Linked DNA regions of Mus musculus: region 2 is linked to region 1. Evidence: chromatin contacts called from ENCODE POLR2A ChIA-PET data. All regions are on one chromosome and are shown on one strand. The core of a region is the stretch at or near the end of the contact, and the rest is flanking DNA. Distances in the headings are between cores, read along the strand shown. Region 1 holds the start of Nufip2 (nuclear fragile X mental retardation protein interacting protein 2). Region 2 holds the start of Phf12 (PHD finger protein 12).

Evidence for each region. ChIA-PET counts read pairs that join two places held with the same protein, here RNA polymerase II (POLR2A).
Region 2: POLR2A ChIA-PET joins it to region 1 with 18 read pairs in Patski. The contact joins the promoter of Phf12 here to the promoter of Nufip2 in region 1. POLR2A ChIA-PET finds 5 or more read pairs at or near these places in 4 of 5 experiments (Patski and embryonic stem cell).

The regions. Positions count from the first base shown.
Region 1 is chr11:77,684,291-77,687,586 of GRCm38, forward strand. Nufip2 (nuclear fragile X mental retardation protein interacting protein 2) reads left to right here and starts at 1,849. Exons shown (of 4, transcript NM_001024205.2): 1 at 1,849-2,217. The coding sequence starts at 1,938.
Region 2 is chr11:77,980,792-77,984,150 of GRCm38, forward strand. It overlaps Phf12 (PHD finger protein 12), which reads left to right and starts at 2,025. Exons shown (of 15, transcript NM_174852.3): 1 at 2,025-2,586; 2 at 3,225-3,359. The coding sequence starts at 2,521.

The sequences.
Region 1 (3,296 bases), core at 599-3,098:
ATATACACATGGGGATAAAAAAAAAAATCACACATACAAAATACACCTAATTATGTGTACCACGTGTGTGTCTGGTGCCCTTGGACTTCAGAAGGGAAGTTGGGCCCCCAGAACTAGAGCTATGGATGATCATGCTGCTGCTGTGTGAGTGCTCAGCATTGAACTCTGGTCCTTTGCAAGAGCAGAAAACGCTGCTTTTAACAGCTGACCTATTCCTCCAGCCTTAAGGGCTTTATCATTGAAAAGGTATGGGGTTTCAAGAGATATAGGTTCTAGTGCCTGCAATGACAGTATTTGTGAGGGGGACTGAAACAATTTGAAGCTAGCCTGGGCTACATAGTGAATAACAGGCCAGTCAGAGATACAGAGGAAGATCAAAAACAAACAAACAAACAAACAAACAAAGACAAAACAACAAAACAAATACAAAGTAAGATGGTAAACTTTACATTTAAATTTTCCCTTGGGGGGAGGGCAGTGATGGTGGGGCATGCCTTTAATCCCAGCACTTGGAAGGCAGAGGCCAGCCTGGTCTACAGGAGTGAGTTCCAGGACAGCCAGGGCTGTACCAAAAAAAAAAAAAATCCCTTATAATACATAGACAAATGTATATCTAATTTAATGAATTTTAAAGCAATTATTCATGTAATAGCAATAGCACATTGGCTGGGGTATGCTGGTGTGTGTAGGACTTTAATCCCAGCATTCATGAGGCAGAAACAGGGGGAATCTCTTAGTTGGCCAGACACTTCTACTTAGGTAGTTCCAAGCCAATCAGGTTTACATAGTCTGTTTCAAAAACAAACCAGTCCAAAACAAACAAAACTCCTAGCCAAGTCCCCCAAATATATATTTCGAGGGTACCCCGTGTCTGTGCTTATCACAACCTTCTTCCTATCATAACAGGTTAAATTAACAGCATAAATTGCAAATACACCTTTACATTTCAATGTTTTCCTTAAATTTAATACAAAAATGTTTTAAAAACCCAAACCTTAAGAACTTTTAAAGGGTTCCTTTCTCCTTTATTTCACTTTTGAAAGTCTTAGTCTAAAATCTATTTTGGTTCCATAGTTGACCTCACCTGCAGTGTTTGATTAAAAAAACAACAAAAACACCCAAAAAACTTCAGTGTAGATTTTTTTCATTCCTCCCTCTCTCTTGCTTTCAACTACAAAGAAACAATGATTTAAGCCCTTTGTCCCCTTTTAGAAAATTACACAGATACCCTATTGTGGAACCCTATAATCCCTCCGTGGAAAGGAAGAGATTAGCATATGAATACAAAGCAAAATGAATCCAGAATACGAAAACGATCTATCGAGTTGTGAAGCTCTTGTATTCTTAAAAATGTATTTATTTCCTCTTTTTTGAATTGCCCCCTTCGTGGTTTAAGGGTTAAGGAAATTGAGCTTTCCTCTCTGGCTACCCGGAAAAGAATTAAACACACACACACACACACACACACACACACACTCACAACCCAACACATTCTAGGAGGTGCAAAACCAACAGATGGCTCCTAGCGCCAGTAGAATCGTCAGTGGAATCTGCTACACTCGACATCAGCTTGCTCGGTGTGAGGAGTGTAGAAAGTGCTGTTCGCTAACTGCGTGGTGAAGGAGAGAAAGCGATAGAAGAGAGAGCCATAATGCTGACGTTGAAGGCCCGGCCCTGTGAGGTTGCATAGGGTAAGTGGCGTTGGCCAGGCGGCGGTGGCGAAGGGGAAGGGAAGAGGATTTGAGCTAGGGGCGGGGCTTGACGCGCAGCGTGGCTCCTCATTGCTGGAGCACGGCTGCCAATCTCGCAGATCCTCTCGCTTAACCAGTGCGCTGGCGAGACGCGCTCAGATATACCGAGCGAGCGCGGAGAAGCAGTCTCAGATCCTGACGGTGCAGCAGCCCGCAGCCTCAGCCAGGGAGTCCCAGCCGCTTTCAATGGAGGAGAAGCCCGGCCAGCCACAGCCTCAGCACCATCACAGCCACCACCATCCGCACCATCATCCCCAGCAGCAGCAGCAGCAGCAGTCGCACCACCACCACCATTATTATTTCTACAACCACAGCCACAACCACCACCACCACCACCATCACCAGCAGCCTCACCAATACCTGCAGCATGGAGCCGAGGGCAGCCCCAAGGCCCAGCCCAAGCCGCTGAAACATGAGCAGAAACACACCCTCCAGCAGCACCAGGAAACGCCGAAGAAGAAAACAGGTCTGAGAGGGAGGGCGGTGGGGGAAGGGGGACTGGATTGGAGGGGGGGGAAGCGATGGGGGTGGGGCTAGATGGGAAAAGCGCGGACCCGGTCCGGGTGTGCGTCCCGCCGGGCCGGGGATGCCCCCTTCCATTCTTCCCGGGCGCGGGCCGGGCCGCGAGGTGGGGATTGCAGCGCCCTCTCCTTCCCTTTAGCATGGGAGAGGCCCAGCCAGGCCGGCGTGACCTTCCTCGGTCCCCGCCCCGGCCGGCCGGAGGCAGAGCTGTGCCCTCGGCCTTGGAAGTCCAGCCTTCATCTTCTTTTTCCCCTCTAGTGCGGGCCCTGGAGTTGCCTGAATGTGGGGGCCCCTAAGAAGGGGGTGAAACTCAGCCGCCCTAAAAAAATAAAATAAAAAATTCCCCCGAGGTGTATGTAATTCAGGCCTAGTGAATCCATCCTGATGCGGGTGGTGTCGCGAGAGCCGCTTGCAGGCGGCGACGAGCGGGGCTGAGGGCTAAGTTGAGGAAGCGTCCTCGCTCACCCGCCGCCCCGAGCCCACCTGTGGCCTTGGGGTTTGCCGTCTGGGTGTGTGGGGGACCCTATCGTCCCTCGGGTCATTTCCACCCCTAAACGCCCGTCTTGCGCGTCCGGACCCCGTTGTCTGTCCGCGAGGGCTTCTCCGCAGGCCGGCGCCCCTGGCCCGCTCGCCTCGGAGCCGGCGAGGCTGGAATGTTCTCTCCTCCTCGCGGGGCCGCTTCCTGTCCGCCATGTTGGAAGCTGATTCCTGTCACCGACTCCGGCCGGCGGAGGAGCGGAGGGGGAAGGGTGCCGAAGGCCACACGGCACGCCGGCCCGGCTGCCCCGGGACCCTCTGCGGCCCTTTTCCGGGTCCCCCCCGCACTGCGGGCGGCCGCCGCCCGCCGCCCCTCCCCCTCCGCGCCGCGCCGCGCCGGGGTTGTGTAACCCGGTGGCGGCCGCGCGGCCCCGGGCGGGTCCCTGGGGTGAGGGGCGGGGGCGGTTGGGGTGGGGGAGGGAAGCGGCCACGAGGGGAGCGGCCTGCACCGTGGCCCCGCGCGCCCGACGGCCGCGTTTCCCGCTC
Region 2 (3,359 bases), core at 775-3,274, 300 kb after region 1:
GAGGTTATGTAGCAGGAAGGAGGCATAAAGCCTGGCTTCTTCCCTTCAAGGAGCCTAGCTCAGCTCTCTCCTCTGAGAGTCACACCGCAGTTCTTTCCTATAGCTGCTAGTCTATTGTTGGCCATAGCAACGGAAGAGCAGCCAGTTTGCATGCATTCTTCACTTCCCCATAACGTTATTCTTTCTAGGCACTAATACAGGGCCGAGAGAGAGAGAGAGAGAGAGAGAGAGAGAGAGAGAGAGAGAGGCAGAGAGACAAAGAGAGAGAGAGCACTAAAACTTCACAAAGCACTAAAACTTCACACAGATATTTATATCCCCTTTGACTTACAGTCCTGACTGTCCTAAAAGAAGGAGCAATAGTTTCTCAGAGACAGTAAACACGGTGTAGGGGACAAAGTCTGACCTGTGAATCAAGAAATGTTTCCTTTTTAGGTTTGCTATAAACTCAATATGCGTCTAAGCAAACCACTCTCCACTCTGTACCTGGAAATGAAGAATTTAAATCAAATAGTCTCTAAGTCCCTCCCAGGTTTACGGGTCTGAGAATAATGTGTGTAGTAACATAAAAATGAGTTTAGGAGATTCCAGGCGTAGTAGCACACGTCGATCCCAGAAATGGGACCGGAGGCAGAAGCAGTCGGATTTCTGTGAGTTCATGACCTATCTAGTCTACATAACAAGTTCTAGGGCTGCGGAGTAAGACTGTCTTAACAGAACGAACAAACGAAAGAAAGAAACGGCAGGACATAGCTGCATGTCACCAGTGTTAATTAATGCCTAGTGGGGTTCATTCATTCGCAATTAGGCAGAGTATCTGTCCATATTGGAAAGTGATAACAAGGGCATAACAGCGCACACCCAAAGAGAGGTATGTCTCTCTGCTCAGAATGCGAGGTGAGGGGCTCAAACTACAAACCCCAGTGTGCAATACGGCAGCTCTCAAAAGTATCCTTTCCCGGCAGGCTTTTCTTCGTGTACATCCTATGGTCCAGTGCAGCGCCTGAAGGCTGAACTACAACTCCCACAATCCATCAGATCCATCGCGAGTCTAACTACCAGAGTGCAAAGCGGTCCCGTTCACCCTTTGAACTCTGCGCGTTGCAAGATGGGGATTGAAGTCAGCTGTAGGCAGGTAGCTGGGCGTTGTCAGGATTACGGACTGTTTGGGCTTTTGACTTCCTCTTTCGGAGTAGTTCACAGGGACAGTGGTTAAGAGAGGGTAAGAACAGCTTGAAATATCTTGGGTTCCATCGGGACCCAAGGCAGCAATGCTCGTGCTAAAATTAGGTGCTGAGAGTGGAAATGAAGTGGAAAGAGCAGTCATCCGATCTGCCACCAAAAGCGTCTTTTTTTTTTTTTTTTTTTGTCGCAATGCTTTTTTTTTCCCTCTTTACCAATATGGCGGCCTAGTCCAGACACACCTGACACTGGAGACAAACAGTCCACTACACCATCCATATGGGTACTGCTGCAGCCGAAAGCTACCAGCTCCATACAGCATCCCACGCTCCTCCTTGGTCGTGACTGAGGACTCCAAGGGCATGGTAGCCCCAAATCTCATTACCAAAATGGCGAAAGGAGAAGCTTTTTTTTTTTTTTTTTTTTTTTGTGCAGGCCTCCAGGTACAACGCGCCTGCGCGTGAGGCGGCTGTGTGAGGGGACGGGAGGGTGGCGACCCAACACGCCTGCGCGGGACCAGAGCCCGTGGTCCGCACACAAACACCAATGGGTGATGCGTCTTCCAGTTCCTGCGGCTGCGCCGTGACCCCTACGCGCTTTCCCAGGCGCCTAAGCGAGGCCTCAGGTTCCGCCCTCCAATCGCAGTACGCCGGCGCACGGCGGAGAGGCGGGGCTTCTGGGCTCCGGGCGAATGCCAGCGCGGCTGCGCGCCGGGGGGTACCCCATCACCGCGGCTGCGCGGGAGCCAGGCCGCCGGCTGTCACTGCGGTTGCGCGCGGCGAGCGGCGATCCCGGGGCGCCTGCGCGGGTGGCTTTGCGGGCGCTCGCGGTAAGTTTGCGCCAAGTGCGCGGCAGCCGGGACGCAGACGGCAGCGGCGGCGAGAGGCGGAGCCCGGGGACCACCCCCCATCATCCTCCCCAGAGTCACCTCACGAACCACAACCTCACCTAACCTCTCACCCCCCCCTCCGGTCCCCCAAGCCCGGGATGGCAGCGCCCGCTAGCCTTCCCGGCCGGACCAGCGGTCGCCAGCGCCAGCTTTAGCCTGTGGGCCTAGGCCCCCGCCGAGGCCTGACCCCCGGAGCCGGGATCCACTGTGCAGCCAGCCGCTGGGCCGGGGCTGAGGGGTTGCTCCCCTCTCGCGGCCCGTGGGGAGGACGCTGCCGTCCCAGGGACTGGGGGCCGGGGGGTGGGGGGGAGCCAGGGCGAGGAAGTCGGAACCTGTGTTGGGAAGAGAGAAGGGGACCGGGGGTCAGAGGTGCCCCCTTCCCCTCCTCCCCCCTCCCCCCGGGGCTGGGGGGGCCGGAGCAGAGAGCGCCCAGCCCGAGAGGTGGATGAATGTGGGAGAAAATGGAGACCAAGACGATCGTGTACGACTTGGACACGTCGGGGGGGCTGATGGAGGTAAGAGTGGCCCTCATCCTTTTCCCCCCAGTGCCAGGAGGGTACCTCCGCCCCACAAAGCCGGCCCTAAGCTCGAAGCGCCAGAGGGCCGGGAAAAGGGGGGGTTGTTCTTCCTCACCCAGTCTCTTCCTCCCCTCTTTGCAATTTGGGGGACTGAGCTTAGCTTCCGAGGACGTCTGCAGCAGTTTCACCTACCAGCCGCCCTCGATTCGCTCCCTGAGGCTTCAGCCCACTCCATTTCATTGCACCGGCAGGCCTCCCCACCCCCTTCTTGTCGGCCCCTTTGTGCTTCCCCCTGCACGTCCGGGTACCAAGCTTCGGGCCTCTCCCGAGCCGGGCTTTGGAGTCCCCCACTGTCCATACAAGGAAGTGGCAAGAAGAGAACCGCGCACCCTCTCCCCATCCCCCTACCCTGGTCCTCCCCATTTGGAAGGAGCTTTTCTTGTTGTGCTGCAGGAACGCAGTTAGGGTGGGCTCCCCTTGATTCCGGGGACCGAGAGGTTCTGGAAGCAGCCTGGATGGGAGGAAGAAGGACAAAAGGGGGAAGAGGGGTGGGTGACGGAGAAGCGGCGCCGGTGGGACTACGGGCTACCCGGGAGCTCCGAATGTGCACACATGCCGTCTGTATGTGTGTGCAGCAAATCCAAGCTCTGCTGGCTCCCCCCAAGACGGACGAGGCAGAAAAGCGGAGTCGGAAGCCCGAGAAGGAGTCCCGGAGAAGCGGCAGGGCCACCAACCACGACAGCTGCGATAGCTGCAAGGAAGGTGGGGAT